Regions from separate parts of the Homo sapiens genome. Here region 1 is linked to region 2. The links are chromatin loops, found by intact Hi-C in ENCODE. Cell type or tissue: endothelial cell of umbilical vein. All regions are shown on one strand. Each heading gives the region's core, and the rest is flanking DNA. Links, peaks and the distances in the headings are about the cores only. Region 1 has its middle 39 kb from the start of PRPS1L1. Region 2 has its middle 150 kb from the start of LINC02889.

What was found. Hi-C counts contacts between places; a loop is a spot of excess contacts. Peaks named below come from ENCODE experiments on the same cell type or tissue, not always from the same donor. Only the 100,000 strongest peaks of a DNase experiment are listed, where the experiment ranks them.
Region 1: a loop joins it to region 2, with 4 times the contacts of the local background. A loop is called at or near these places in 8 of 110 quality-filtered maps.

Annotation. Positions count from the first base shown.
Region 1 is chr7:17,980,699-17,997,702 of GRCh38, forward strand. No RefSeq gene overlaps it. Among named protein-coding and RNA genes, the nearest start is that of PRPS1L1, 39 kb to the right of the region's middle. In endothelial cell of umbilical vein, for the core only: no CTCF peak of the experiment used is centred there; a DNase peak (open chromatin) is centred at 9,093.
Region 2 is chr7:17,696,989-17,713,992 of GRCh38, forward strand. No RefSeq gene overlaps it. Among named protein-coding and RNA genes, the nearest start is that of LINC02889, 150 kb to the left of the region's middle. RefSeq lists an enhancer at 10,017-10,066. In endothelial cell of umbilical vein, for the core only: a CTCF peak has its summit at 9,948 (motif pointing right); a DNase peak (open chromatin) is centred at 9,973; H3K27me3 peaks cover 612 bases.

The DNA of each region.
Region 1 (17,004 bases), core at 5,569-13,568, 280 kb after region 2:
CAACTGCACTCCAGCCTGGGTGACAGAGCGAGACTCCATCTCAAAAAAAGATGGAGACAATCCTCTTCAACCCTGCTACTGCTTTATCAACTAAGTTTAGGTTATATTCTAAATTCTTTGTTGTAATTACAACAATGTTCTCAGCATCTTCACCAGGAGTAGGTTTAACTTAAGAATCCACTTACTTTGCTTATACATAAGAAGCAACTCCTCATCCATTCAACTTTGATCATGAGATTGCCACATCTTTAGGATTCACTTGTAATTGTAGTTCTCTTGCTGTTTCCACCACATCTGCAGTTATTTTCTCTACTAAACGCTTGAACCCCTCATAGTCATCAATATGGGTTGAAATCAGCTTCTTCCAAACTTATATTAATGTTGATATTTTGATTTCCTCCTATGAATCACAAATATTTTAATGGCAACTAGAATAGTCAATCCTTTCCAAAAGGTTTTCAATTTATTTTGCTCAGATCTATCAGAGGAATCACTATCTATGGCAGCTATAACCTTATGAAATATATTACTTAAAGAATAACACTTGAAAGTAAAAATTACTTCTTGATTCATGAGCTATGGAATGAATGTTGTGTTCACAGCCAAGAAAAACAATATTAATCTTCCTGTACATCTCCATCAGAGCTCTTGGGTGATCCGGTCCACTGTCCATGAGCAGTACTATTTTGAAAGGAATCCTCTTTTCTGAGCAATAGGTCTCAACAGAGGACTTAAAATTTTCAGTAAACCATGATTTAAACAGATGTGTTGTTATCCAAGATTTGCTGTTCCAATTCTAGTGCACAGACAGAATAGATTTAGCATCTTAAGGGCCCTGGGATTTTGAGAATGGTAAATGAGCATTGGCTTCAACTTAAAGTCACCAGCTGCAATTAGCCCCTAACAAGAGTCAGTCTGCCCTTTGAAGCTGGCAGACATAGACTTCTCCTCTCTAGCTATAAATATCCTAGATGGCATATTCTTCTAATAGAAGGCTGTTTCATCTACATTGAAAATCTGTTGTTTAGTGTAGTCAACTTCATCAGTGATCTCAGCTACATCTTCTGGATAACTTGCTGCAGCTTCTACATCAGCACTTGTGGCTTTATCTTGCTTTTTTTTTTTTTTTTTTCCTTGAGATAGAGTCTCACTCTGTCATCCAGGCTGGAGTGCAGTGGTGCGATCTTGGCTCACTGCAAGCTCTGCTTCCTGGGTTCAAGCAATCCTCCTGCCTCAGCCTCCCAAGTAGCAGGGATTACAGGTGTTTGCCACCGCACACGGCTTATTTTTGTATTTTTAGTAGAGACAGGATTTCACCATGTTGGTCAGGTTGGTCTAAAACTCCTGACTTCAGGTGATCCACCCACCTCAGCCTCCCAAAGTGCTGGGATTACAGACGTGAGCCACCATGCCTGGCTTATCTTGCACTTTTATGTTCTGGAGATAGCTTCTCTCTTTCAGCCTCTTAAACCAACCTCTTTTGTTCTGCAGTTTCTTCCCCTCTCTCAGACTTCATAGCATTGAAGAGTTAGGACCTTGCTCTGGATTAGGCTTTGGTTTAAGGGAATGTTGTGTCTGGTTTGGTCTTATATCCAGACCACTCAAACTTTCTCCTTATCAGCCAAAGGCTGTTTTGCTCTCTTATGGTTTCATGTGTTCACTGAGGTAGCACTTCTAATTTTCTTCTAGAACTTTTCCTTTGCATTCATAATTTTGCTAGCTATTTGGTGCAAGAAGACTAGCTTTTGGCCTATCTCAGTTTTCAATATGTTCTCCTTACTAAATTTAATCATTTCTAGTTTTTGATTGAAAAGTGAGAGATGTGTGACTCTTCCTTTCACTTGGCCTAATTTAAATGGTGTTGTGTCTCAGGGAATAGGAAGATACAAGGAGAGATAAAGAGCTGGAGGAAAGACCAATCAGTGGAGCAGTCAGTATACATACAAATTATTGATTAAATTGGCTGTTATATAGGCACAGTATACGTTGCCCCAAAATAATTACAATAACATGAATGATCACTGATGACAGACCACCATAATAGATATAATAGTAATGAATGTGTTGAAATATTGCAAGAATTACCAAAATGTGACATAGACATGAAATGAGTACATGCTTTTGGAAAAATGGCACCAATAATCTTGTTCAACTTGGGGTTGATACAGCCTTCAATTTGCAAAAAATGCAGCATCTGCAAAGAGCAATAAAGTGTAACACAATAAAATGGCGTATGTTTGTGTCAACGAAGATCTAAGCTTTTACAAGAAACTATCCTAAACCTATTAACTAAACACATTACCCTCGTAATCTTAGGAATTTCTGTATGTCAAATTTTCAGACAAATTTGAGTCTTCTCACAAAGTTTATTTAGGGGTTTTGTTTTGCTCTGTGAGCCGATAATACATTTAAGACAGGATATCAATTCAAAATTGTTTTGCTAATCTAACATTTTTCTCCACATAGCCCTCTTTGCTTGTCTAGGGTTTCTTTTTATCAGTTTCCTGAGCTGCTTCTTTTCTTCCTCTTCCTCTTCCTCTTCCTCTTCCTCTTCCTCCTCCTCCTCCTCCTCCTCCTCTTCCTCTTCCTCTTCCTCTTCCTCTTCTTCTTCTTCTTCTTCTTCTTCTTCTTTTCTTCTTCTTCTTCTTTTTGGTATCCAAAAGCAGAATGATGACTCACCTTAAAGAAGAATTTTTTCATTTGCTACATATTACTCAGAATAAAACTAACTCTCATATGAGGAAGTGACAGGAGAAATAGAAATCTCTTTCTCAAGGTAAACAAAACAAAATTTTAAAAAAGAAATCCTTGGTTGTCAAAGTTGCCAATCAAGTTTAGATTTCTACACCCATTTTACTATTCTTGACTTTAAACTGCCCATCAGAACAGACTCTGAGATATGAAGGGATACTTAATGCTCTCCTTCTTGTCCAAAGGATCCAATCAAGTCTGTTAGCAGTCAAAGAGACAGTAACTCCAAGCTATAAAACTCTAACCCACTGAGTATATTATGTGCTTAGTTTTGTCCAGATTTATTACCGTTTAGCAAATCCAGGTGCAGTTTATAAGCGAAGCTTTGTAAGGAATTTTCCATTGAGCAGTCAGTGTTGCATACAAGCAATTCCTGATTTTTAAAAGCCCATTTAACTTTCAGTATTACTAAACTTTAATACTGCAATATTAGTCAGGCTTATGAGAGCTAAAAAAAAGGAAGTCTAGTTTTCTCTTGTTTCCTTGGAAACAGGCAAAATTTTGAAATAAAAAAAAATTCTGAATGCCCTTTTAGTAGTATCCCATTTTGTTTTTTCACGGTCACTTCCAAGACCACCCAGATAAACAGCTTCAGTATCTTCTTCCTGCCCTAAGTGCCCTTTGTAGGACTCTTTCGGGGCCAATCCTGCTCTTCAAGGTATTCTCTGTTCCCAATAGTCCTATCACTCCTTCCTGAGTCTAACTGGATTTTCAGCCCCACAGCCTTCCTTTGGGTATTATGAGGAGTGCAATCTGATTGAATTAGTTTGAATTCTGTAATTCAAACTAGTGTGTAATAGTTTCTTCAGTTTCAAGTTGTTTACATTATTAAAGGAGAATGCTTCTTACTTAATCAGGATGGCCAACTGCAAGAATTTCATTCAGGACAACAAAATGAAATGAAATAAATAGTTTCTACTATAACATGAAGGAGTTAAACTGGATGACTTTTCATATTCCCTTTACCCCTGATGTTCTTTAACTTTATAACATAATAAGGGTTGTAAAAGGGAAGGATATTTCTGGCCACAGGGTGTCAGTTTCTGCAGCCTTTTTCCTCCCACACCTGGACTACCCAGACTCAGCTCAACTGTTGTCCTTAGGACCAATCTGGACTTTAGGCTGGAATCATGAAAGAAGCTCCAAAACAACACAAATATAATGCGAGTCACATATGTAATTTTAAGTTTTCTAGTAGCCACATTTTAAATAGTAAAAAGAAATAGGTGCTGGGTACAGTGGCTCACACCTGTAATCCCAGCACTTTGGGAGGCCAAGGTGACCTCTCTCTCTCCAACACCCCTTATAAAAAGAAAAAAGGAAATTTTATTTTATTTTATTTTATTTTGAGACAAGATCTCACTCTGTCTTCCAGGCTGGAGTGCAGTGACACAATCTTGGTCACTGCCTCCGGCTCTCGGGCCCAAGCGATCCTCCACCTCAGCCTCCTGAGTAGCTGGGACTACAGACACCACCACCACACCCAGCTAATTTTTGTATTTTTTGTAGAGGTGGGGCCTTGCTATGTTGCCCAGGCTGGTCTCAAACTCCTGGACCCAAGCAATCACCCACCTTGAAATCCCAAAGTGCTGGACGGGCTTGAGCCACTGCGCCTGGTCTAAATTTTTTTTTCATAGTTTATTTTATTTAACCCAATATATTCGAAATGTTCAACATGTAATCAATATAAAAATTATTAATGACTATTTTACATTACTATTTTCATAGTCTTTAAAACCCAGTGTGTTTTTTAGGCTTACAGCACATCTCAGTTCAGACTAGCAACATTTCACGTACTTAATAGCCACATGTGACTAGTGGCTACCTTAGTCACCAGGACAGCGTAGTTCTAGACCATGACTTTTGACCTCGGCTGCATATTAAAATCATTTGGGGACCTTTGAAAAGTGCTTACATTTAAGCTGAACCCCAGACTTTAACTTAGAATCTATTGGAGTAGAACCTGACCTCAGGGATTTTTTTTAAAAGCTATCCAGGTAATTACGATGGTTGAGTACATTCTAGATGAGTGTTTTTCAACTTTTGCTTACAACACTTGGATAGTTTTTGTTTTAAAGAGCAACATCTAGGCTCCACCAACGGAAAACCCAATTTTAATTAGTTTAGAATGGGTACTAGGCAAAAATATTTGTTTAAATTTCTCCAAGTGGTTACAACATACTAGCTGGGTAAAGAAGCATTGGCTGACACTTTTGAACTTAGTACTCTGTTAGCTCCTTTCTCCACAGTCTTCCTGATCAGCTGGTAACAGGCTTCTACCTTGTTTCCAAGACCCACTTCACAAACTATACCCTCAGCCTTTTACCTGGTTGCTTGTTTTTGTTCCTCTGCTTGACCCTACTTCATGTCTAGCTAGTATTCCATGTCCATAGGTCTGCAGTCCTTTGCCTTGCTGGGTTTTCTCTCGGGCACTAGAATTCTCCCTCGAGTACCCACCAGTGAATAGGTCACCTTCTGACACTTCCTTGTTAGTAGTTGTTGGCCTGTGGGGATTCCCAGGTATTACCCTTCCCTGGATTCTATATCTTTATGCTTGATTGCTCATTGGACACCTTCCTCAGACCACAATAGACTTCCCCATGCCCTGGGGTTGCCTCTACTACCACCTACTGCCTGTTTGTATCGACTCCAGGTGCCACAGACTTCCTCAGCCTTCAGCTGGGTTTATCACCGCAGCACGTGCCCCCCAACACAGTATTATATCCAGGTCATATATTCTCCTACTCTGCCCATTCTGATACAGCCAGACAGATTGAATAAAATCCCAGGAGAAGGAATGTCTCTATGATAAGGGCACATTTTATTGTCCCTCCTCCTTCCCTGAAAGCCCCCACTATAGTAAATCTTTTTGTTGTTGTTGTTTGTTTGTTTTTGAGATGGAATCTCTCTCTGTCACCCACCCAGGTTGGAGTGCAGTGGCGCAATGTTGGCTCACTGCAACCTCTGCCTCCCGGTTCAAGTGATTCTCCTGCCTCAGCCTCCTGAGTAGCTGGGACTACAGGTGCCTGCCACCACATTCGGCTAATTTTTGTATTTTTAGTAGAGACGGGGTTTCACCATGGTGGCCAGTCTGGTCTTGAACTCCTGACCTCAAATAATCTGCTAGCCTCGGTCTCTCAAAGTGCTGGGATTACAAGCATGAGCTTTGTAATCCCAGTAGTGGGATTACATTGAAATACCACTGTGCCCAGCCTAGAGTAAATTTTCTTCCACTGTGAATAAACTTTATAAATTTTCCCCTAGTACTGCTTTGTGCAGAAACTGTGTTCTTTCTCTTATGAGCTGCATCTCAGGTACTACTATAACCATCTACACACTAAACCAAGCTAGGAGCCTCGGGGATGCCTTTCACTTCTGTGTTCCCGATCTCCAACTGGTTATCATGTTTTTTAAAAAATTATTATTTTACCAAATTTCTCCATGTTATGACACACCCCTGCACTTATCTCCCTGCACTTAACTTTCCAGAATACATTGAAATAGCACACACTTGCTTACAACTTCTGCTGGTTCCCATTTGCTTACAAACTTAAGTACAAATTCCTAAGCATGACACACGGCAATAAAATTAGCAATGTATAATGCTGCCAGGACTGAGTTAAGAACTCCCATGTTTCAGCCTATCCTCAATCTTTCTTTTCAGCCTCACCTTATTATGTTTGTCTCATGCCTTCTGTCTAATCTTCTTGAACATGCACTGTGCATTCAAGAACTTTTCCCATGTTGCTGTTCCCATGTTTATGTTTAAATGGAGTAGCTATTCTAAAGTTCTGTGACTCTGTGTTTTTCCTCTATGGATCCTTAGGACTTTGTGCTGAATTACATTACTAGCACTTACTGGATGATTAGTTATTTATGTCTGTTTACCCAGTTAGAATGTGAGCAGACATTTCTTCTCCTTTCTGTGTTCTCCTCCCTGGCACATGCTAGGCACTCAATAAATGTTAGATATAGTTATTTTATAAGACGACCATAGCTTAATGTATGTGGAACTGTGGAGATTCTTTTATCTTCACCCATTTCAAAAGTTAATCATTGGTATGCATTCTGAGAGCATTTGATTTTTTAAAAAATGAAGATTTTAGTCCCAGGTTTCATTTTTCCTTCTTTTCTTTTTGTCACAAACATCAGTCAGTGCTATTTATTGTCTCAGAGAAAAGTAAAGAGAGGCAGAATAAATAACTAATACTGGCTTCTGAAATTTTACGGTAAAAACCAATAATATGTCAAAGCATACTGATTTGCAAGAATTGAACAATTTGAAGGAGAAAATTATTTTAGGTCTCCAAAAGTCAGAACTTAGAGAACCAAGCAAAGTTTATACCAGAAACTTTCAAACCTTTTTTGACAGTAACTCCCAGAAATAAATATTTTACACCTTGGTTCAGTGTAAAACACACACACACACACACACACACACACACACACACACACACAAAGTATTACAAAACAATACATACCCTTATTACATGACAGAGTTATATTTTCTATTCTGTTTGATTTTATTTAATTTTAACAAAAATGATTTTATAAACTATTAATGAGTCACGATTCATGGTGTGAAAAAATCTCTGGTTTATCCTACAAACCATAAAATGGGAAGAATTTATTGTTAAATGTCAGGGCATCTTTTTCACCACAATGAAAAGAGATAAAATGTCAATTAGCTGTTGAAGAAGAAGACGAAAGGGACGTGGCTAAGATTTTCATTCTGCCTTAGCTAGAAAATCCAAATAGGTTGAGGAGGAATTAAAGAAAAACATCTAAGAAGAACACAGGCCCCTTAGAGAGGCTTGGCAGAAACCCTGGCGCTGATAGAACTTTTGTGACGACAGCTGATGGGAGTGTCTGGGATCCAAGGCCTGAAAGCACACTTGTACAGGCCCATACATTTCAGCACAGGAAGGGACACAGCTGAGTGTCCTTGAGTTCTCAAGTGGTATATAGAAGAACTGAGAGGCCTGGGGGACTAGAAACGGCCCGACACTAGGAGAGAAAACCTCTAAATGCATCAGATCTGGCACCACAGATAGCAGCAGCAGATGTCAGCTCATGATACCCCAAGGCCAAGCAGGGGCAGCTAAGGCACAGCAAATGCCAAGTTAAGATACCAGGTGGGACACGACACATCTAAATGGGGCACAGCCCTTGGACCAGATATTCCCTATTCTCACCCTCAACATATAAATACACCAGGGTGATCATAAATCCCCAGGGGACTTAGTTCACTTTAGGGGAGAGAAGACAAGACCAAAGATGGGGAAGAAGAAAAGAAGGAAAGTGGTACTTTAAAAAACACTATCTGCCTGAAAGACGTGAAATTTTAAAGAAGAGTTAAAGATATTGAAAATGCAGGAATATGAGATTTCCACCATCATTTCTGTACATTTGAGTAATGACTGCCAATTTTAAACCTACTAAACACAGTTGCCAAAGTAATACATTATCCAATGGCTAGCGTCTTCCATCATCAGCAAAGGTTCTCTGAATGATACACATAACGATGAAAATTTTGTCATTCTTCTTGTTTACCTTAACAGAACATAGCCAGAGGGAGGCGATGCTGCAGCAGCCACTGATGGTGATCTCTTGAGGTAGCTGGGGCACTACAGCAGCCAGGCCAAGGCAGGGAAGAGCTGGAAGGCCGTCAGTGGGGATAATGTAAATCCAGAACGAGCCTGGGCTACAGAGGGATATCTGAAATGGAGAGTTTGACTAGCCCCTTGGGGCAAAGCAGTGACTAGAACAGGATCCCAAGAAAGAACGCTTGCTGAACCTCTTATGGCATGAGAACGGTGCAATGGGAACACACTAGGGTCCAATGCTGGGTGACCGAGGAGGAAGACCCTGAACCATTGCGGAAGCCAGCTAAATAGGAGACAGGCTGTGTACAGGAGCTAGTTAGCTAGTTTGTTCAAGAGTAGCTATGAAGCTGAATTCATGATATGAGTTTTACTGGTACCATTTTTCTTTCTTTCTCTTTCTTTCTTTTCTTTCTTTCTTTCTTTCTTTCTTTCTTTCTTTCTTTCTTTCTTTCTTTCTTTCTTTCTTTCTTTTTTTTTTTTTTAAGATAGGATCTTGTTCTGTCGCCCAGGCTGGAATACAGTGGCATGATCTGGGCTCACTGCAACCTCTGCCTCACAGGTTCAAGCCATCCTCCTGCCTCACCCTCCGGAGTAGTTGAGACTATAGGCGTGAGCCACCATGCCTGAGCACTGGTAACATTTTGAACTCTGAACTTGCCCTGCCTGCTTTTAAAGGCACATTGCCTCCTTATGGACAGAGCCCTCATGGAACTCTGATGAGTCACTACTTTCCATTCCCACAAACCACTTTCTTCCTCCAATTCTTAGATCGCTCCATCTAGCTTCCTCTCTGCCCTGCTTCAGTTTGAAGGATACTTGCGTTTTTCCTAACACCTTCACTTTTATTCAACATCTGCCCACTAAACTTGCCTCTCTATAGACAATGTACCTTATGGTAGATGACAAATATGCTCTCATTAGCACTCTTAAAGGTTCTTTGGCCATCCCTGCCTCAACTTTGTATCAGTTGAGGAATTTGTCCTTTTTTTTTTCTGTTATATCCAGGTTACAAAGCACATCTGTAAACTATTGGGTAACTGTATAGAATAGGACCATTTCATGTACAGCCTACCCAATCTCAACTGGTACTTTAATATTGTGTGAATTTTTGAGACAGAGTCTTGCTCTGTCGCCCAGGCTGGAGTGCAGTGGCACAATCTCAGCTCACTGCAACCTCCATCTCCCAGGTTCAAGTGATTCTCCTGCCTTAGCCTCTCAAGTAGCTGGGATTATAGGTGCTTGCCACCACACTTGGCTAATTTTTGTATTTTTATTAGAGATAAGGTTTTACACCATGTTGGCCAGGCTGGTCTTGAACTCCTGACCTCAGGTAATCTGCCTGCCTCGGCCTCCCAAAGTGCTGGGATTACAGGTGTAAGCCACCATGCTTGGCCTGAAATTCTTTTAAAAAATGGCACGTGTTGCTATACATTCTCCCAAAAGCTCTAGTAACCTGCCAGATCTCTTATTTGTATTAATATAAATAATAGTTCATATTTATTGAACACTCCTTGTGATAGGTGCTTTATAAGCATTATCTCATTTAATCCTCATAACAACTCTATGACAGATACTATTCTTCTTTTTTTCACATTCACCAGTTTATTATGAGGGATATTACAAAGGCTACAGATGAAGAGATGCATAGGATGAGATACGGGGGAAGAGATACAGAGCTTCCATTCTCAACCTGGGCTCGCCACCCTCCGGGAACCTCCAGGTGTTCAGCTATCCGGAAGCTCTCTGAAGTTGGTTTTCCTGGGTTGTTATGGATGCTTCCTGATATTAGCATTCCTTCCCCCCCGGGTACAATGCAAGACTCTCTCTGGAATGAGAGTTTTATGTCCCATAATCAGAAAAGTGGGGAAGATTAGAGTCCTGCCTTGGAGCAGGTGAAAGGAGGGCAGGAGAAAGTCAGAGACATTCTGCTTCCTGAGGCTGACCCTGAGGCCTAACATACCCAACATTACAGCAAAAGACTGTAATAGGGGCTATGAGAGTTATGAGCCAGAAACCATGGAAGAAAGCATAGATAGATGATAGATAGATAGATAGAAAGATAGATAGATAGATAGATAGATAGATATCTTTTATATATCTACATATATAAACAGATCATAACACTACAGGCCACCCCCTGGTTTTCGAACACAGATCCATTACATCAACAGAATATTCACAGTAACGAATAATTAGTCCAGTCCATCATATTGTATGAATGTCCCCCAGGGAGAGGCCATTTATGTTTGTTGGCTTTCTTTCAATCTTGTCAGGTTCCAAAAGCAGAAGTGGCCCTGGCAAATGTATAGCTTCACCTTTTCAGGCATCTGGAATAATTGAACTAAGAGACAATGTTATCTCTTGCTCTGAGACCCTTTCAAGTTGTTAAGGTAATATTGGATTTCCCTCCATTTATAACCCATTTTTTCATTTATTTACCCTCAGCTATTATTAGTACTCCTTTTTCCCATTTGTCATTTATTTTTTACCGAAACTTTTCCACCTTCGGAAGGGATATTAGGTTTGGCCACTGTGCTGGTCCACATTGCTGGTAGCAATACTAGTCTAACAAGTGCCTCTCTCTCAGACCATTCCCGCCCACAGAAGGTAGGGTTACATGGGTTCTGGACTCGTGAGCCACCCTACTACCAGGCTATATAGCTGTATTCACTTTTAGCCCCAATTTGCCAGATGGGGCGAAGTCACAATCCACTCCCATCAGGCCCATAGGAATTCTGACATAAAGTTTTAAAACATAGTTTCTTAGTTACAGAAATCATCCCTGCTTCAGCAGTTATGTTGTAGCCCTGGTCCTAGGGCCCCTGCATCATGTAGGGGAGGAAAAAAAATGTGTTTAGATGACTTGGGGAAGAAATAAAAAAATTATAGTCATTAGCCAGCATACCCCTCCCTTGGCAAGAATTGCATATTCATACCAGCAACAGATACTACTATTAATCTCAAACTACAGGAGAAGGAATTTAGGGTTAGAGACATTAAGTCATTTGCTGCAGGTCACAGTCCAGAAAAAACGCATTTTAACCACTCAGCAGCTTCGCATTCTTCTCAACAGGCATTTCTACATTTTCCCTGCTCTCTCCTGAAGCTCTCCAGGACTCCTGCACTCCAGTTCTTTCCAGCAAATGTCCTTAACTTTCCACAGCAATGCAGGAGAGGAGACTGACTGGAGCAACTGTTTACACCTTCCTCTTCCCCCACATCTGTCAGCGTCTTTCCCCCAATATATATGTGAGAATTGTCAAGTCCAGATCCTCCTTTCTTCTTCTAGGTCTTGCATTCATTCTTTCCTTTAACTTCTCCCTACTAACGCTTTTTTTTTTCTTTTTTTTTTTTTTTTAGTTTTTTATTTTGAGACTGTCTCCCTCTGTTGCTCTCTCAGCCTGTAGTGAAGTGGCGCCCTCTCTCGGCTCACTGCAACCTCCAACCCCCGGGTTCAAATCATTCCCCTGCCTCAGCCTCCCGAGTAGGTGGGATTACGGGCATACCACCACACCCGGCTAATTTTTGTATTTTTAGTAGAGACACGGTTTCATCGTGTTGGCCAGGCTGGTCTTGAACTCCCGACATCAGGTGCTCTGCCTGCCTCGGCCACCCAAAGTTCTGGGATTATGGGCATGAGCCACCATGCCTAACTCCTAATAGCTCTTCCTTTATAGAAAATGAACACGGTCAAACCTTTCTCATCTTAAAAAAAAATCATTAAGTTGTCCAGTCCTTCTAGCTACTTCCATTTTTTCATGTTCATAGTCAAGCTTCATGGGAGTAGTCTGCGCCACTGGTGTCAATCCTCGAGATTAAGAGACCTAGGAGGACACAGGCCACACCTGTCTTGTTTACTGTTCCACCCACCTACACTTCATGCTAAGCACAGTTCCTACCCTAATAAGCATCTGTTAAAGTTTTGTTAAATTAGTGAAAAGATGCAGAGATGCATGGAAAAAATAAATAAGATTTCTATTGCCAATCAGTTTTTGAAAGCTGTGGTAGCCCTGCTTCTTCTAAACCCAAACTCATTATTCCCCTCTTCGTGCTTACCTCTCCTTCTGCATTAGCTTCTCCTCCCTCATCATGTATATGCAACAAGTCACCAGGTGAAAGTATTACATCAAACTAGCAAGCATGTGTGATATAAAAATAAACACATTTATATTTGTCTCCCACTCTCCTTTGAAATATTTCCTCTGGGACTAGTTTCCACTTTATCTCTTGATGAAATATAGGGCAAGACCCATGATTTTCTGGTCACTTTTAGTGACCAGCTGTATTACAACCCTGAAGGCTCGGTCTCCCAGGGACTGATCTAAATTCTTCATTCAGAAAAAGTGTCTCTCTCCTTATGGGAGATTTTTAAACCAATAGTTTGTGTATTATACATATGCACATACACACATGTACATATATACACACATATGCATATATACAAATACATGTGATATATTTAAATTAAATATGAATATAATGTAAATCATACATGTTTAATGTACACATATCCAAATATATTTTACTATATGTAATGTACAGTATATATATAGTCCACATGATATTCTGGGTTTCTTGTTATTTGCCTGATTGCCTTATTCTGAACCTTGTTTCTGTCTCTTGGTCCAGACCTTTTGGATTCATGCCTTTTAATGTTAATTTCCCCACAAGACTGTTTTTCATTTGTCCCCTTTTGCTCTATGCATCCAAGTCTATCACCAGTTCCAATCTGTGGGCCCAGACCATCTTTGAAGGAGAGAGTGTAATTTCTACTCACTTGGGAGTTCTTTAAGGAGAGACATCATATCCATTTATCCTCCAAAATGGTACTTTTCTCCTGGCATCCTAATGCTGTTCCCATCTTACACATGTGCTTTAGGACCCAGCAGAATACAGAATCCTAAATTGTCAAGCCACATATTTTGAGTCTGAAGTGATAGACATGTGAAATATTAGGTTGAACTCAGATAATCAAAGCTCAAGTTATATACCCCATCGTCTCTGCAATGGGAACGCCACAAATTCACTACCAAAATTTGCAGTAATCAAATTGAGAGTTTCAATATTAGAATTTTAGGTAGTTTGTCCCACCCCTTCCCATAACACCCACTGATGGGCTTTCTTATTACTCCTTGCGCATGCCCGCCCCCATCTATTCTACCCCCTGTCACTCACTATTTGGCATGAGTAACTCGGCCTCTGTTTGTGCCTAGGTTCATAATGTGGCAGCTGTTTTCATTACCATCTCATTATTTCACTGAGGGGGAGATGTTTCCATGGTGATGCTGAACTGCATAAGTAGAGATTTTACTACACTGAGCTTTTATCTTCTCAATGTATTAGTTAGAGGGAACTGAGCTAGAACCTTTCCAATAGGAAAAGGGTTTGTAAATCTCCCTTCTGTTTCCTGTATCTGTCTGTGCTTTTTTCAATGAAGGTAGGTCGTAATTATGAATTTTTAACAGACGGGAGTTGATAAAGAAAACCAATAGCTGTTTCTCTGTATTTTAATTAAATTGCCCTTTTAACATATCCATAGAAGCTTCCAGAATAGCATTACATAGGACAATTGACTAGCACAATTAATTTTTTCAAAATAGCCCCACCAGGGAAAGGGAATTTAGAGTCTTGAGAAAAATTCTGGATGGGAACTGGCCCAATTACTAATGTAATTACTGCTTAAGCTTTGATTGCTTCCCAAGTTGTCACTCCCTGGGGGAAACAAAGGGTCACAACAGCATTGAAATGATTACATAAAACTTTTTCTACAGGTGAATGAGTGATGCTTGGTTTCATTAATTGCTTTGTGCTTAACCCTACTTTGCAGGAGAACTTTTAATACAGTTTAATACATTCCCCTTTGCAGTAAGCCTTCAATAATTTGATATTCACTGAAAGTAAATCTGCCCATGACAGCAAATTCTTTTTCATCATTTGCTTTTGGATTTTTAGCCAAATCAAACCACATTTGTTGAACACTGAAGTTCTTAAGCACTTATATTCTTATTTAATAACTGAAGTACAAAGACAATCAAAATGTTTAAAGTAAACAGCATTGATAGTAACAGAATTAGTAAAGGCACCATTAAACAAATGCACCAATAGGATAAATACATTGGATCAAATCAATTATGGCATGGAATTCAGTTAAACGTAGATTTATCTATGACCTGATCCAATGGACTTTGATAATCAAAATAATACTAATTTCACATAGTTACTGATATGTTAATGTTATTGCTACAGAGATTTTGGCAAATTTTCAACAAATGTAAGGCAATCTGTGGTATATCAGAATTCAATGTAACAGAACATTTCTTCGTTTTCTTCTTCTTTTTTTTTTTTTTAGTAGAAACGAGGGCTCACTATGTTGCCTAGGCTGATCTCAAACTCCTGAGCTCAACTGATCCTCCTGCCTTGGCCTCTCAAAGTGCAGGGATTACAGGTGTGAGCCACCAGGCCCGGCCACAGAACACTTCTTGAGGAACTATTATGTGTGTTAGACATAGTGGTAGTTTTTTTCCCCGATATTTCTTTGCTTATTTCTTGCAATAGCATAAAGTGAATATTACTATTTCCACTTAAATGATGATGAAACCAACATTTAAGATGTGCAACAACTAGTCATACATCAAACACCCAGGCAGTATTAGAAGTGGGATTCAAATTCAGGTGTTTGTTTCTAACATCTCACTGGAAGGAATTATGAAATTATGGTAGTCACTATTAGTCTCTAAATAAACTAGGAAAGTTTTTTTGGTGGGGGACTTTCTGAACAATTATAGGGTGAGTGCCTGATGGAAAAACATAGAGTAGATAACAAAATCAAGTAGAAAAACCTTCTATAAAGAATTATATATATTAATAAACAATATTCAGCAATATCTTGGACAAGTAAATCATATATTAAAATGAAAAATCAGTTTTTTGTACATGAGAATTGGTTTGGTGGCCAGTTCAAGTTTGAGTATAGTTTTCCCTCTCCGTGAGTCCTCATTTAAAATCAAAGTGCATTAGAATCGTTCATTCCTGTTTATTCTAAACTGTTTCTATTTCAAGTAAAGCCCAATTCTAGGAGAGTAACATCTATCTCTACATAAAATGTAACTCAAATATTCTCTTCCCTCAGTATTCAGATACAATCCTTAGAATACCATAACTTGTACACTTGAAACAAGTGTAGAGTCAAGATATGATGATCTTGCCTAACTCACCCACTTGGCATTCAAAGTTCTATTTCATTACCTGCTAAGCCAGATTCAGTAAAATTTAGTCTTTGCTTATTAGAATGTTTTTATTTACATTCCCTGTAACTCTATGTTTTCTAGCTTTTAAATTAAAGAGAAATTTTGGAATTAATGGTTAAGATGAAGAAAAATAAATTTATTGACATAGGGTTATCAGGCTATTCTCTGGCCAGTATATTTCCAAAATATGCAAGATAAAGCTAACACAACCAAAGTGTTCAGTCAAGTGTTTGTGGAATTGAGTTCTTTAGAAATTGTAATTATAGACAAAGCAGAGCCCCATTTGACTGCTAGCCAAGTATCACCTGGTACTATTTTTATACAGTCTATTATTATCAAGAAATGTCTTCACAGAGAGTGAAAGTATAATGACCTTTCAGGCCGCTAAATGTGGATAAGAGCTCAATGTCAAAACAGATTGCTATGCCTCACCACATAGCTAGAACAAAAATTAATCAAAATTTTATGTGTGCAGATGGAAATGCTTAAGCCAGTTTTACATACCAATTACTGTTTGGTTCCAAAAACCTATAACTTGTTCAAGATTTAATACACACTGAACAGCCTCAGAACTCCTTGAAGAATAATAATTCAAACTTAATGTAGAATATAAGTTGACTACTGTTTCTGTGTTCTTAATTTCTATATTTTTGAGTTAAGATAAGTTATAATTCAGAGCCACACAGGAGATGCCTTTATAAAATATGTTTTCTGCTGACTGGCCTTTTTACAAAGACTTATGCAGCATACTTTTAGTGATGTAGTACCACTGCTATTACAGGACCTGATTCTGCACTCCTTGTTCAGAATAAAAGACAGCTGAATTTAGGATCAAGAAGCAAGATTTTATTTTAGTATTTGTCATGGCTAAACCTTGAAAATTACAATCAATGAATCAAGTTCTTCAGGGCATTGTTTTTTTCCTTTCGGTGCTGTTGTTTTTGTTTAGTAAAGCTATTGATGTCCAGATCAAAGAATACATGTTACTATTTTTATTTTAAATAATCTTTTCTTACTGTGTCAATAATGTGTGCTTGGGATATGAAAATTAGAAAAAAGATAAACTAAAATGAAAATAAAAAAATCACTCATAATTCTACCAGTCAGAGATGATCATTGTTAACATTTTAGTATTTATATTATAATCTACTTAATATATTTTAAATAATCGACATAATATGCTAATATTAACAATAAATTTAAAATATCAACATCTTCTTCTAGATTTTTTAAATTGCAATGTATCATACCATAACTGTCATTTAATAAGTAATATATTTTGAATATTTTTCCATGCCTTCGGTAAGTAACAGCCATGAAAATATTAAATGCCAAATATAAAGTGTTCCATTTAATGGATCTTCAGCTTTTTTGGTTTTATTACTCCCTAAAATGTTCTG
Region 2 (17,004 bases), core at 5,774-13,773:
TCTTTTTTTCTTTTGCAAGAAATGGAAATCCATTCAGTGAAGACCATCTCTAGAGATTTCTGGGCCTTAATAAATATCTATAGAATCATGGGTGACTGCAGAGTCATCCATGAATATCTCTACAGTCACCCAAGAAATTCTTAACAAAGGTAAAATCAGGTCAGGATGTGCCTCCAGAGCAGTTTTGAATGAAGAAAATTCATCAGGAAGGGGCAACCTGCTGCCAAGGGGTGCGTGAGAGGCAGAGGGTCAATCACATTGGCCAGGGTAGCAAATGGTGCTGAATGAAGATGACCAGCTGGGGAGGCCTTTCCTGTCCTCTCCACAGGGACTTTGTCCCTGAGTGCTCGTCAGTCACCAGCAAAACCCAAAGCTTGAAGCCAATGTTTTGTCTTCATGGAAGGATATGTACTGCCTGTTCTGTCAAGCTCTAATCTCTTCAAACTTCATTCCAGAATCCTGAGATTTTTTTCCTTGCCCTATGACCTCAGAAACTAATAGAAGATTTTTCTGAAGCCAGGAAATTAGACTCTGACCATAATTTGATCAGAGGCAACACCCTCCCAGGGCTGGATGAAGATCTTTAAAAGTCTTGAGCATTAAAGAGATTATGCTTCACATCCCACAACTATCCACCATATGTAATACAATATTTTTTTAAGATCTAAACCCTGAAGTAAAAGAGAATTTCAACAAAGTTCAAACTCTTAGCATGATAATGATGCAATACCTTTTTTAAAACATCAAAATCTGTATCTAAATTTTGTTCTATTTGCATGTCCCCATTTACTGGTGATCTAAGCATTTATTCAGTCTATCTACTGGGAATTCTGTCGCCACCTCTGCCTACTCTGCACATACCCGCTAAATGTCTGTCATTTGATTAGTCCAGTAATTTGTATCACAAGTGTTTCCATTGGAACAATCATCTTTGATGTGACCTTCTCTCTGTGGAAGGAGCTCTGAAGAAGCAGGAGTAGGTTTTTCTAATGTTTTTAACATAGGGTCAATGCATTCATTTAATGCACATTTTTGAACGCTCATGCTGTTCCAAGTACGGCATAGGAAGTCAACCACATTACAAAGATAATACTAGGTATGATGTTACAGAGGGACAAGGTCCTAAAAAACAAGGAGTTATAAGAGACAAGGAGGTGACCTCAGCAACTTGGCAGAATAGGAGGCCCTTGCCTCTCCCTCCACTCTTGGGCACACCAAATAAACATCTATTCACAGATCAATTCTCTCTGAGAGAAAGTAAGAAATCAATTGAGAAACTCTGACCCAACCAGGCAACTGAAAAATATCCACACCGAACAGATGGGAAAAACCGAGGCATGGTCAGGCAAAGATGCCATCCCAGGCACCACATCATACAATCAGGAAAGGAATCCCCAAACTCAGCTTCTCACTGTGGCGAGTAGGGTATAGACCTCATATGTAATGCCCTAACTCTTAGCTTCCCCACATTTTGGCTCTTACTTAACCAGCTTTAGGAGTGAAGGAGATTAAGCATATACAATTCTCACTAGACTATAGGGGAAAAGTGGCAGTTTTGTAGACATCCACAGCTCTTCCAGAAGCTCCATCCCTAGGAGCAGTGTGGAGAAGGGGCTTTTAAAAAGCAGCTTCCTGTTTCTCTGCAGAAGGGATTTATGCCGTGCATTGAGTGCCCCAACTTTCATAGCTACTGTCTGAAGAACTGCATCCTAAAAACCTCCTAGCCCTGAGAGCAGAAGAGACGAGGCATATGTGAGTACTTCTAGATAATAGAACATAAAGGTGGTTTTAAATGGACACAGAAACACTTCCAGAGGCCATACTTCCTGGGAACAGTGCAGAAATGAGGCTGAAATACAGCTACCATTTTTCTCTCCAGAAGGGGCTCACTACACACCCTTCCAGTGGCTATATGACAGCCTGGCTCCAAATAAACTTGCATCAGGGAGCTAATAGGTGAGACAAACTTTAGCCCTCCAGCAGTCAGCGCCAGAGCTGGGCAGTTCTCAAGCCTTTCCTCACACCAAGGTCTACCTATTTTTCCTGGAAGGAGTTTGTCCATGCACCAAATGCCACAAATGTATAGCTCTCACCAAAGGGACTGTCTCCCTAACGACCTAGCTCTGAAAGTTGATGGGGCTTTGCATTCCTGAGTGGCCCTAGACCACAGAAAACAAAGAGGTGGACATACAACAGGCCTACTTCCATCAGATATCTCCTCAAGCTCAGAAGATGCAGCCTGAACTCCAGTACAGGATTTTGTCACAGATCCTCTCCCTAGCTTAGTGCAGAAAGAGTGGGAGATAAACAGCAACACTCAGCTTCACCATGAGGATAGCAGCTAAAATACATACCCAACACCCACCGCCCCCCACCCTCCAGCTTTTCCAGCTACATCAGAGAGACTGGCTCCTACCTTACTGGTCTTCGGGTATTGACAGAACATGGCCCATCCTAATTTGGGAGGGGGAGCAGCACCAAAAACAGAGACAAACACAAGATTTGAAAGGCATCTTAAAATCTTTGGCAAAGCAAATTGGTGAGATTTTTCTCTTACAGTAGGCCAGTCTGACAAGACTGGAAGAGGCAGATGTCTTATCTAATGCACAGACCCAACACAGTGAGTCAAGAAAAATGAATAAATAAGGAGATATATTCCAAATAAAATAACAACATGAATCTCCAGAAACTGGCCCAAGTGAAGTGAAGATATGTGGTCTGCCCAACAGGGAATTCAAAATGATGACTGTAAAGTTGCACATCAAGGTAGGAAAGCAATGCAAGACTGAAAATTCCAACAAAGAAATAGAAAATATCTAAAAGTACCAAACAGAAATCATAGAGCTAAAGAATACTATAACTGAATTGAAAACTTTAGTAAAGAAATTTGACAACAGATTCTGCAAAAGGGAGGATCAGTGAATTTGAAGACAGGTCACTGGAAATCACCCAAGCTGAGGAGAGAAAAAAAACTAAAAAGAGTGAAGATAGCTTAGAGGCCTTATGGGACAACATTAAGCAGAACAAATTAGGAATTATTGATATGCTAAAAGAATAGGAAGAGAGAGAAAACATTTTAAAAGAAATAATGGCAGAAAACATCCCAAGCCTGAGGAGAAAATATTCAGAAAGCTTAATGTACATGAGGTAAAATTAGTCCAAAGAGACTCACACCAGGGCACGTCATAATCAAATTGTCAAAAGTTAGACAAAGGGATTCTTGAAAGCTGCAAGAAAAAAGCACATTATTATGTACAAGGGAGCCCCTGAAAGATTATCTGGATTTTTCAGCGCCTTGCAAGCCAAAAGAGAGTGGGATGCTGTATTCAGAATTCTGATAGAAAAAAAAAAACAAAACCTGCCAACCAAGAATACTGTGCCCAGCAATTCTATCTTTCAAAAATAAAGGAGTGATAAAGACTTTCTCTGACGAACAAAAGTTGAGAGAATTTATCAACACTAGACATGTCATAAGAAATGCTGAAGGTAGTTCTTAAAACTGAAGGAAGAAGACACAAATTAGTAACATGAAAACATATGAAATTATAAAACTAACTGGTAAAAGTAATTACATTGTCAAACCCAAAACACTCTGACCCTGTAATGATGATGGATAAATCAATTATATCTTTAGTATACAGGTTAAAAAGGCAAAACTATTAAAAACAACTAAAGCTACAATAATTTGTTAACGAATACAAATAATAAAAAGATGTAAAATGTGACAGCAAAAATATAAAGCATGGGAGTAGGGGGAGAAATCCTGTAGAGTTTATGTATTTGACAAAAATTAAGTGTTACAAGCTTAACATAGCTGGTTATAAGTTTAAAATACTTTATGAAACCATTAGGGTAGCCATAGAACAAAAGCCTACAATAGATACAAAAAAGATAATAAAAAAAAAAAGATTCAAAGCACACCACTACAGGAGGCCATCAAACCACAGAGAAAGCAAGCAAGAGGGGAAGAAAAAAGAAGGATCTACAAAACCATCAGAAAACAATGGACAAAATGGACTAATGAGTTCTTATCTATCAGTAATTACTCTTAATGTGAATGCATTAAATTATCTAAACAAAAGGCATAGAGTGGCTAAATTGATTTAAAAAAGAAAGACCCAACTGTATTCTGCCTACAAGAAACTCACTTCAACTTAAAAAACACTCAGAATGAAAGTGAAAGGATGAAAAATAATATCACATGCAAATAGAAACCAAAGGAGAACAGAAGTAGCCATACTTATTTTAGATAAAAACTTTAGGTAAAAAACTGTAAAAAGTGAGAATAAAGTCATTATGTAGTGATTAAAGGGTCAATTCTTCAAGAGTATGTAAGAATTATTAAATATATAGGTACCTAACATTGGTACACCTAAATATACAAAGCAAACATTAATAGATCTGAGGGGAGGCATAGACTGTAACACAGCAATAGTAGGGAATTTCAGTAATCACTTTCAACAATATCAACGAATCAATCAGAGAGAAAATCAATAAGGCAACAATGGACTTAACAGACATTGCAGAACATTCTACCCAACAGCAATATAATACACATTCTGTTCATGTGCACACAGAAAATTCTCCAGGATAGATCATATATTAGGCCACAAAACAAGTTTTAACAAATTTAAGAAGATTAAAATCATATCAAATATTTTTTCCAATGATAATGACATGAAACTAGAAATCAATACAGGAGGAAAATGGAAAATCAACAAATATGTGGAAATTAAACAGTGTGCTTCTGAACAACTATAGAGTCAAGGACAAAATTTTAAAATATCTTGAGACAAATGAAAATGGAAACACAACACACCAAAACATGAGATGCAGCAAAAGCATTTCTAAGAGGGATGTTTATAGCAATAAATGCCTACCTCAAAAAAGAAAGATCTCAAATAAACAGCCTAACACTGCACCTCAAGGAACTACAAAAGGAAAAACAAACTGAGCTCAAAGTTAGCATAAGGAAGGAAATAGTGAAAATTAGACTAGAAGTAAATGGGACTAGAAAACCAATAACAAAGATCCACAAACTGAAAGTTGTTTTTTTTTTTTGAGAAATCAAAAAAAAATTGACAAACCCTTAGCCAAATCAACTAAGATAAAAAGAAAGAAGACTCAAATAAATAAAATGAAAGAAAAGACATTAGAATTGATAACACAGAAATGCAAAGGATCATAGGAGACTACTATGAATAACTATATACCAAAAAAGTCTAATAACCTAGAAAAAAATGGATAAATTTGTAGACACATACAACCTAATCAGGAAGAAATTGTAAATCTATATAAATCAATAATGAGTGAGAAGACTGGATCAGTAATTAAAAGTCTCCCATCATAGAAATGTCCAGCACTAGATGGTTTCCTGGCTGAATTCTACCAAACATTTAAAGAATTATTACCAATCCTTCTTAATGTCTTCAAAAAAAGTTGAAAAGAAGGCAATACTTCCAAACTAATTTTTTAGGCCAACTTCACCCTGATACCAAAGCCAGAAAATGTCACTGCAAGATAAGAAAACCATAGAATAATATCACTGATTAACATAGATGTGAAAAATCCTCAACAAAATACTAGCAAACCATATTCAATAGTACATTATAAGATTCATTCACCATGATCAAGTGGGATTTATCCCTAGAATGAAAGAATGGTTCAAGATAGATCAAAAAATGATATTCCTCATATTAACAGAATGAAGAACAAAATTCATAGAAAAAGCATTTGACAAAATTCAACATCCTTTCACAGTAAAAACTCTCATTGAATTAGGTATAGACGGAATGTCCTCAACACAATAAAGTTCTTATGTGACAGTCCCACAGACAACATCACACTGAATGGTGAAAAGTTGAAAGATTTTCCTCCAAGATGAGGAACAAAATAAAGATACTCACTGTCACCACTTCTGCTCAACACAGTACTGTAAGTCCCAGCCAGAGCAATTAGGAAAAAAAAAATCCATATAGAAAAGGAAGTATAATTGTTTGTTTGCTAACAACACGATCTCATATATAGAAAATCCTAACGATTTCACTAAAAAACTTAGAACTGATAAAGGAATTCAGTAAAGTTGAGTTCACAAACTCAGCTTACAAAAAAACAGTAGTGTTTCTATCAATAACACGAACTACCTGAAAAAGAAATTCTCCCATTTACAATAGCACAACAAAAGATACTTAGGAGTAAACTTAACCCAGGAGGTAAAAATCTACACTGAAAACTATAAAATATTGATGAAGGAAATTAAAGAAGACACAAATAAGTGGAAGGATATCCTATATTCACGAATTAGAAGAATCAATAGTCTAAAAATGCCTATATTACACAAAGCAATCTACAGATTGAACACAATCTCTATCAAAATTCAAATGGCATTTTTCACAAAAATAGAAAAATACAAAAATTTATATAGAACCAAAATAGACCTTGATAGATAAAGCAATCTTGAACAAGAAGAAAAAATCTAGAGGCATCGTTCTGTATTACAAAGCTGTAGTAATCAAAACAGTACGGTACCAGGATAAAAACAGACACATTCATAAATGGAACAGAATAGAGAACTAATAATAAATCCATGTATCTACAGTCACCTAGTCTTTGAGAAAGGTGCCAAGAACACACAATAGGAAAAGGACAATCTCTTCTATAAATGATGCTGGGGAAACAATATCCATATGCAAATAAAATGAAACTAGATGATTGTCTTACACCACACACATAAATCAACTGAAAAATACCTGAATATTTAAACATAAAACCTGAAACTGTAACACTCCTAAAGAAAAACACAGGAGAAAAACTCTATGACATTTGTCTTAGTTATTATTATTATTATTATTATTATTATTATTATTTGTTTTTTACACTTACTGAATTAGAAAAGCCAAAGCCATTGGAAATTATTTTTTGGATGTAATACCAAAAGCACAGGCAACAAAAACAAACTACATCAAACTAAAATGTTTCTGCACAGAAAAGGAAACAATCAACAAAAAGAAAAGGCAACCTACAGAATGGAAGAAAATATTTACAGACCATATATCTAATAAAGGGTTAATATCCAAAATATATAAGAAATAGCAATAATAACCTGATTGAAAATGGGCAAAGGACATAAATAGACATTTTTCCAAAGGAGGCATACAAATGGCCAATAGGTATATGAAAAGGTACTCAATATTTCTAATCAATAGGGAAATGCAAATCAAAACTACAATGAAATATTACCACATACCTGTTAGGACAGGTATTGTCAAAAATTCAAAAGATAAGGTCCAGCTCAGTGGTTCGCAACTGTAATCCCAGCACTTCTGGGAGGCCAAGGCAGGAGGGTCACTTGAGGCCAGAGTTCAAGACCAGCTTGATCAACATAGTAAGACCCCGTCTCCATGGAAAAAATATATATATATATTAGCCAGGCACGGTGGCATGTGGCATATGTCTGTAGTCTCAGCTACTCAGGAGGCTGAACCCAGGAGTTCAACGCTACAGTGAGCTATGTTTGTACCACTGCACTTTAGCCTGGGTGACAAAAAAAAAAAAATTAAAAGACAATGTTGGCAAGGATGTAGAAAAATGGAAACCCTTAGACATTATTTGTGGGAATGAGAAAATGAGAGTTGATACAACCACTATGGAAAACAGTATGGAGGGTCCTCAAAAAATTAAAATTAAAACTACCATATGATCCAGCAATCCCACTTCTGGGTGCATATCAAAGGAAATAAAATTGCTCTTTCCAAAAGATATCTGCATTCCCATGTTCATTGCAGCATTATTCACAGTAGTCAAAATATGACATCAACCTATGTGTCCATTGCTAGATGAACGGATAAAGAAAATATGGCATGTATAAACACATACACACACACACACACACACACGTACAATGGAATATTATTATTAGACTTAAATAAGAAGGAAATTCTGTCATTTGAGACAACACGGATGAACCTGGAGGATGTTATGCTAAATGAAATAAGCCGGGTACACAAGGACAAATACTGCATGATCTCATTTACAGGTGAAATGTTAAAAAGTCAAACTCATAGAAACAGAAGTAGAGTGGTGGTTGGCAGGGATGGAGGGCTGGGGAAAATCGGAAGATGTTGGTTAAAGGGTACAAACTTTCCGTTATAAGTTGAATAATTCCTGCAGAGACCTAGTGTACAGTATGGTGACTATACTTAATAATAATGTATTATATATTTGCTATTTGCTAAGAGAATAGACGTTAAGTGTTCTCACCACAAAGATAACTATGTGAGGTGATGGATATGTTAATTAGCTTGATTGTGGTAATCATTCCACAATGTGTACCTGTATCAAAACATCACATTGTATACGGTAAATATATACAATTTTATTTGTTAATTATACCTCAATAAAGCTGCCAAAAATAAAAATAAAATACAATAAATGATAAGAAATAGTATACTTTACTAAAAGTAAATGAAAGAAAACACAAGGTAGAGCATGTAATAAGAGTGAATACTTATTGAGCACTTACGGTGTGCTAATTTGTGTGTGTGTGCGTAAAATTTCACTTCATCCTCATAACAACCTATGAAGCTAAAAACAAAAAGTTAATTATGCCCAAGCTCATACAGCTGAAAAGAAGCAGAACTGGAATGACCCATCCACCTGGCTTCAAACCTCACGGTGCTATTGCCTCTCATAGGTACCCATTTCTCTCCGGCAGCCAGTTCATTGAAATAGGAAAAAGGTCACAATAAACTAAGTATCCGTTTCTGCTTAAGACCTGTCTATTTTGCAGCTAACACACTCAACTCTTTTATTTGGAGCACAATTTAAATCTATAAAATATCTTAAAGCTGGGAAATGTCACAGTTCAAAACGTGTGTTGAATGAAAGGAGAAAAAGCACTCATCCAACATTGCTTCTGCTGATTTGCAGTTTACAAGTACAGCCTGCTGCACTAAACAATGTGCTGTGGATAACTAAGCATCTTGTGTTCCAACCTGATAAGATGTAGATGAAAATGAATGAGAGGCATGTGAATAAGAAAAGTCCACAGGGCCTTGTAGTAATATATTACCTGACACATGGAACATCTAATAAACATTTGCTGAATGGAAAAAGGAGCCCGAGGAATGGGACAACAGACATGAGTTGTTAGAAGTATTGAAGTATTGATAGCATTATTTATGTATTAAGGAGAGTCCTGCTTGGACAGCAATAATTCCTATTGGCAATACTTTGTATTGATGTTATAGTTTCATTAAATGCAAACACTATTTATATAACTAATAAATCAAAACCTATAGTTTAACACGAAAAAATGATGAGTGAGAAAGCCCTTCATATTCAATGTTGCTCACAATGCCAGTCTGTCAGGAAGATAGAAACGTTATGGAAGCAGCTTCTGCCTTTAAGAAATTACATCCTGTCACATTCTGTAGCAATAACAGGCTGCACTGAGATGCAAGAGACAAGGACTCTGAACCAGGTGCTTTGCTAATTTCTGAACTTCTCTGGACCTCTGGTTTCTCATCCACAAAAATGAGGGGCAGTATCTCTGAAACAAACTGACAATCTACATCGATTTTCCTGCCTTCTTCTTTACGGTCAATTTCCTACTGTCATGAAGCATTCATTACTGAGGGAAAAAACATAGTTGAAGTTGTTTAACTACACCAGTTTGTGAAACACATTGAGATTTTAGAAACCTAAAAAATATTAAATTGCTGGGGATAGAGGAAGAGAGAGAAGATTGTGATTATTAGAATGCCGGGAATGTTCTTGTTCTTTTAGGATGAAAATTGAGTATCTCTAGAAGGTTCTGTGAACCTGTGGTAGAAACTGGTGGTTCACAAAATTTAGGTTTCGACTGGAGTGCAGTTTTTATTACAGACAGGCAGCACTTAAATTGAGGGGACTTTTTCAAGCTGGTCCTTTTGGAGTTTGCTCACAAGAGGGCAGTGCTGTTTAACAGTTGCAGCCTTCAAGTGGGCAAGGAGAAGAAGGCTGGCTGGCTACCCAATTGTTCTAGCTCCACACAGGTAAAGCTAAAGAATTTTGTTTGGTACACGACCACAGTATAGGGAAATCTTAGCAAAAGGTACTTTTTGTCTTCTCAGAAGATAGAGTAATCCTGGCTTAAAAAATAGACAAAAATTTCGTTTCAACCCTGGAAATGATGACAAATGATGTTGGTTAGTGACAAGATGAAGTTGGGTTAACAAAATCCTTTTGCTGATCGAATGCATTTTGCACTTTATAGGAACATTTGAAAACTGTGAAATTCACCAGACACACGTAATGCTTAGTACACAATACCCCTGGGACATGAAAGTATCTTCAGGGTATAGCCGAGATGTATTTTATGGAAGCAATTTTTAAAATTTAATTTATTATATAGAGATGGGGTCTTGCTATGTTGCTCAAGCTGGTCTCAAATTTCTGGCATCAAGCAATCCTCCCGCCTTGGCCTCTCAACATGCTGGGATCACAGGCATGAGGCACTGCACCCAGCCTGGAAGCAACTTATACCTTATAACAGTCTATCTGGATAACATGAAAGTTACTAATCAAATTTAGGAGTTACAATGACTAATCTGAAAAATAAGATATTTTCCAAAATGATCTGGAAATGAATGCTTTGTGTACCTCTCTTAATTTGTACTAGCACGATTGTCTCATTGATAACACTACAAAGATGTATATGCATACTCTACCTCCTCTAAAGAGATTAAACTCAATTTTAGAAGTGTAAGTTCAAGTTTTGAGGAGTTACAAAAAAATTATCTACGAGGGGTTACTGTTCCCACTAAATTCTTCATGCCATAAAAGGCATCTTTTCTGTTAAGCCATATTTGAGAGTGACTTCCTAAGGACTATTTCAATCAAATTGAAAGTTCATTCTTGGACAAAATAAAATGTGCTCACAAGCAATGAACAATCCAAATATTAAATTAAGAAAACAACTCCATTTACAATAGCATCAAAAAATTCTTAGTATTTAACAAAGGAACTATATAGGCTTACACACTGAAAACTACAAAACACCAATGAAAGAAACTGAAGAAGACCTATTTATTATAGGAAAATATCTCAAATTTATGGATTGGAAGATACTGCTAAGATCTTCCAAATTTGTTAAGATGGTAATACTTAAATTGATTTACAGATTCAACACAGTTCCTATCAAAATCTTAGCTGGCTTTTTTTTTTGGATATTGACAACCTAATTCTAAGATTTATATGGAAATGCAAAAAACACAGAATAGCCAAAACAATCTTGATAAAGAAGAACCAAGTTGGAGATTTTGCACTTCCTGATTTTAAAATGTACTCCAAAGCTATAGTAATTAATACTATGTGGTACTGGTATAAGTGTAGACGTATAGACCAATAGAATAGAAGTGAAAGTCCAGAAATAAATTCACACATTTATGGTCAGTTGATTCTTGACAAGGATGCTAAGACAAGGAATAAGAATGTTAATGGTGCTGAGATGATATTCACAAGCAAATGAATGCATTTGGATCTTTACTTCACATCATATACAAAAATTAACTCAAAATGAATCAAAATGTAAAACCCAAATTTAAGAGGTAAAACTCCAAAACTCTTACAAGAAAATATAGGTGTAAATGTTTGTGACTTTGAATTAGGCAATTTATTTTTTAAATGACACCCAAATCACAAGCAACAAGAGGGAAAAATACATAAAGTGGACTTCATCAAAATTTAAAGGTTTTGGAAGCAAAGCTAACAAATGCTTGGGGATTTTTACAAAAGTATTAATGTGTGTATTTGTGTGTGTTCCTTATAAATGTAATTTTGTTTGGTGGCGTCTTTTTTTAGTATTTTTATATGACTACTCTGTAATAGTTACTTTAAAAAATTTAATCCACTGAAGTTTTTATTAAGTAGGCAACACCTAGAGACAAGTAGCCATGAAAAAATTAAACAGCAAAAATCCCAGTGCGGCAGCAAGCAGACAGTCTCGAATTTCAGCTCTCTTGTCAGGAGGACATTTGTTAGTGATAGACTAGAAAACAACCACAGCAGAAAGGATTTCTGGAAGATGCCCAATCAAGAGGTATCTTTTTTTTTTTTTTTTGTCTGAAGGCTGAGATTTATAAAATTTTCACCCACCAGAATTTTGAACCAGCAATTTTGCAGATGTCCTTCACTGAGTGCCCTGGCATTGGGAAAGCCCCTCTTCTTACAGTTCCCTTGTTTATAGCTTTGCAAAGTAACAGTGATCAACACAAACAGCCAGGGCAGGTGAAATCTAGCCAATAATGCCTTCCTAATGAAAACTAAAAGGTCTTGTTTGTATTTCAACATCTCTAGTTACTGCAAACCAGACCTCGAGTCTTCCCCAGTGAAAGAGGTTGTTGACCTGGTAGTGAAGGAAGCACAGAAGCAAATCAGAAGACAATGTAGAATCAAGTAAGAGTTGAAAAGAAATTAGTCTACAGCAAGACAGAATCCCTCTCTTAGTCTCTATTCCAACTGGATTTTTAAAGTATATTTTTCTTCAAGTATAAGATACATAAAGTACATAAATTATAAGGGTACAGATTGAGGAATTTTCTCAAATCAAATACTCCCCTATGACCACTATATTGATCCAGATATAGACCATATCCAGTACTCCAGAAGCCTCTGTCATGGCTCATCTCAGGCATTAGTTCTCCATAGGCAGCCACAAGTCCAGTTTCTATCTTCATCAGCCAGTTTTACCTTCCTTCAAACTTGAAATAGTCACACACGACACACTCTTTTGTGTCTGCCTAAGATTCCTTCATGTTCACTGTGGCAAGTGTAGTCATTGTATGAAAATATCACGATGAATGTCTTCATACTCCTAATGAAGAATATTTACTCATCTCAGAAGAGCCAAAGGTACTAGAGCTGACCTAGACTTTCTATTAAAATAAAAGCAGTGTTCCTCTAGAATGACAGAGCAGCCCTGATTTAGCAAGCTTTCACATCCAGGGTTGGTACATTTAAAAAGCATTTCTTTCATTTTTAGTTTCCAGAGATTTCAAATGTATTGGATCAAGTCATTCTTAATATATTTTTTCTCACTTTAATGCCTATGGAATGTGCAGTAATATACTTTCTTCAGCCCAGAAATTGGTGAATTTTACTAGTTTTATCTTAAACAACTTTTGACCTTGTTGATTTTCTCTATTATATGTCGGTTTTCACTTTCACTAATGACTGCTCTTATCTTTAATGTTTTTTCTTGATTAATTTTGTGTCTTCTCCTAACTTTTGAGATAGATACCTCAGTCACTGGTTTTCAGCCTTTCTTCTTTCTGATACTGTTTCCTAAATAACTTTTTCATCTTTAAACCCATCCTTCTGTACTCTGTAATGCTGGGACTTCTACTAAGCAAACTGCATTTCCCCTTTACGGGTAGGGACTCTGCAAATAGGAGATGCTTGAGGGAGATGGCAGGCCTGGAGGTGGAAGGACAGAGTCACTCTTGTGTTACCTTTCTGTTCTGTCAGCATGGCCCCAGCAACAGCCTTTCATCCCTGTGGTGCCTATTGTTCTGGTCTCCAACTCCTCTTCAGTCCTCCCAGCCCAGCCTCATCATCATTCCTTGGGAGTCTGTCCTGACTCCATAGGGCATCTTTCAAGCTTCTTGCTCTAAAAACCCCAATTCCTTCTCTTTCTTCCCTCAGCCCTAGGGTAGAAGCTGTTTTCTGTAATTACTAGCTCCGTGTTACCAAAATGTCCCTTGTTAACTTTTTCTTGCTTACCTAATCCCTCATATTAATTTCTTTGCTCCTCTGTTCTGTATCTTTGCTGGAAAGCAACTGAGCTAGAAACCTAGGAGTCTTTTTCTAATGTTTTATCTCTCTCTTAGCCTCTGTAGGCAATCTATCATCAAATTCCATTGACTCTGCTTTTCCTATATATCCCTGGAATCTCTTCCCCCATTCCACTCCCATTGCCATCATTCTAATTCAGGCTCAAGTCATTTCTTACCAGGCCTATTTAATTAATCTCTTGGCCTCAGGGCTTGTTAAACAACAATCCCTATCTTGCTACCAAACTGATCTATAAAAGCAAAACTACTCACCTTAAAAACACCCCAGGGGCTCCCTGCTGCTACAAGGTAAAGCCCAAATGCCTCAATAACACATTAATCTTTCAGCCCTTTGTGAGCTGGTCTTTGCCCACATCTTCAGCTTCACGTGCCACTAATCCCCACCTTCTACCACAGCACCCCATGACCCCGAAACGTTTTCCAGGAAGTCCATCTTACAGGGCTGTGAATTTCTTGAGATAAGGAGTTGTAGCTTCTTAATCATTATGTGTACAATTTGGCAATTAGGGCATTCAACAAGCTTTTGTGAAATGAGAAAATGTCATTTTTCATGTTCTATAGAGTCTTCATATTCATAATTTTGAATGGCTGTGTGATAGTTGACCAAATTGATTGCCATAGTTTGATAAAACATTTTGCAATTTTTAGTTATTTGTTTTGTTTTGTTTTGTTTTGTTTTGTTTTGTTTCTGGAGACAGAGTCACACTCTTGTTGCCCAGGCTGTAGTGCAGTGGCATGATCTTGGCTCACTGCAACCTCAGCCTCTTAGGTTCAAGTGATTCTGCTGCCTCAGCCTTCTGAGTAGCTGAGATTACAGACATGTGCCACCACGCCTGGCTAATTTTTGTATTTTTAGTAGAGACGGGGTTTCACCATGTTGGCCAAGCTGGTCTCGAACTCCCGACCTCAAGTGATCCGCCCACCTCAGTCTCCCAAAGTGCTGGGATTACAAGCATGAGCCACTGTGCCTGGCCACAATTTTTAGTTATTTAAGTATACTGATAGTGATAGTTGACTTTATGTGTCATCTTAGCTAGACCGTGGTACCTAGATGTTTGGTCAAACTTTATTCTAGAAGTTTCTATGAACATATTTTTAGATGAAATTAATATTTAAATTAGTAGGCTGAGTTAAGCAAATTACCCTCCATAATGTGGGTGGACCTCATCCAATCAGTTGAAGCCTTAATAGAATAATACCAACCTCCTATGGAGAAAAAGGAACACTTATACACTGTTGGTGGGAGTGTAAACTAGTTCAACCACTGTGGAAGGCAATGTGGTGATTCCTCAAAGATCTAGAGGCAGAAATACCATTTGACCCTGCAGTCTCATTACTGGGTATATACCCAAAGGAATATAAATCATTCTATTATAAAGATACATGCATGTGTATGTTCATCGCAGCACTATTCACAACAGTAAAGACATGGAATCAACCCAAAAGCCCATCAATGATAGAATGGATAAAGAAAATGTGATACATATACACCATGGAATACTATGCCGCTATAAAAAGGGACAAGATCATGCCCTTTGCGGGACATAGATGGAGCTGGAAGCCGTTATCCTCAGCAAGCTAATGCAAGAATAGAAAACCAAATACCACATGTTCTTACTCATAAGTGGGAGCTGAATGATGAGAACACATGGACACATAGGAGGGAACAACACAAACTGGGGCCTATCAGGGGAGAGGACGGGGGAGGGAGTGCATCAGAAGAATAGCCAATGGATGCTGGGCTTAATACCAATATGATGGGTTGATCTGGGCAGTCAACCACCATGGCTCACGTTTACCTATGTAACACCTGCACATGTACCCCAGAGCTGAAAATAAAAGTTGAAGAAAAAAAAAAAAGAGCGAAAGGGCCCTGCCAGGCTCCTGGAAAAACAACCACAAACAAACAAACAAACAAAAGAAAAGGAAAATACCAACCTCCCCTGAAACAGAAGAAATTCTGCCGGCCGACTGTCTTTGAACTCAAACTGCAACTCTTCCCTTAGTCTCTGCCTGCTGACCCACCCTGCAGATGTGCAGATTTTGGACTGGCCGGCCTCCATAGTTGGATGAACAAATTCCTTAAAATCTTGATATAGATTAGATGTAGATGTAGATAGATATATGTACATGTTGGTTCTGTTTCCCTGGAGAATCCTGACCAATACACTGGTTTTTGTGTTTGGGGTTTGTTTGCTTGTTTGCTGTCCTAAATACAACTTTATGTTGATGATCATCTCAAATCATTATCAAGATTAAGATCTAGGACTAGGTTTCAATTCAAAAAGGGTGAATGTTACAATGCCTCTTAATAAAAGTCCCTAATTTCCCTCCAAAAAAAAAGATTGTACTAACATATAATGCCTCAGTGTTGTATCAATATATGTTGGCCACCACAATCTTTTTGGCACAATTCACATTTTAATTCATAATTTTTAATTATTCCGTAGGTAGAATATGGCTCTGTACATTTACTTATCGGGTATGTTTCCTGTTACATAAACTTATTGGGGATGTTTCCTGTTACATAACTGCTTGTGTGTGTGTGTGTGCGTGTGTATATACATATATGTATACATATATATGCACACACACAAGCAGTTACGTATATATACACAAATATATGTATATATATGTGTGTGTGTATATATATGTATGTGTGTATGTGTGTGTGTGTATATATATATACATATATATACACATATATATATACACGTATATATATATATATACATATATATATACACGTATATATATATATATACATATATATATACACGTATATATATATATACACACACACATATATATATATATGTCATTTGTCCCTGGAGTTTTAGATGTGTTATATGAATTCCTCATATGAACATTACTTATGACAGGATGAGCATTGTAATCAGTAAGTCTACATGTGTCATGGTTTAAGTCCATGAGGAATCTGTTCTTTGCTTATGCAGGTCAGCCTCTACACAGTTACTGGGCTGACACATAGCATGCAGCTTATCTCCATTCCAGTTAACAAGACTAGGGAAAGGAAAGAGAGGGGTGTTCACAAGAGGGTTATTCACAAGAGGGTTTTTATTAAGCTAGGCTTGGAAGTGAAACATTTATTTTTACTGCCAATCCATTCAGTACACTCAGTCATAAAGCCACCCTCACTGAAGAGGTTCTG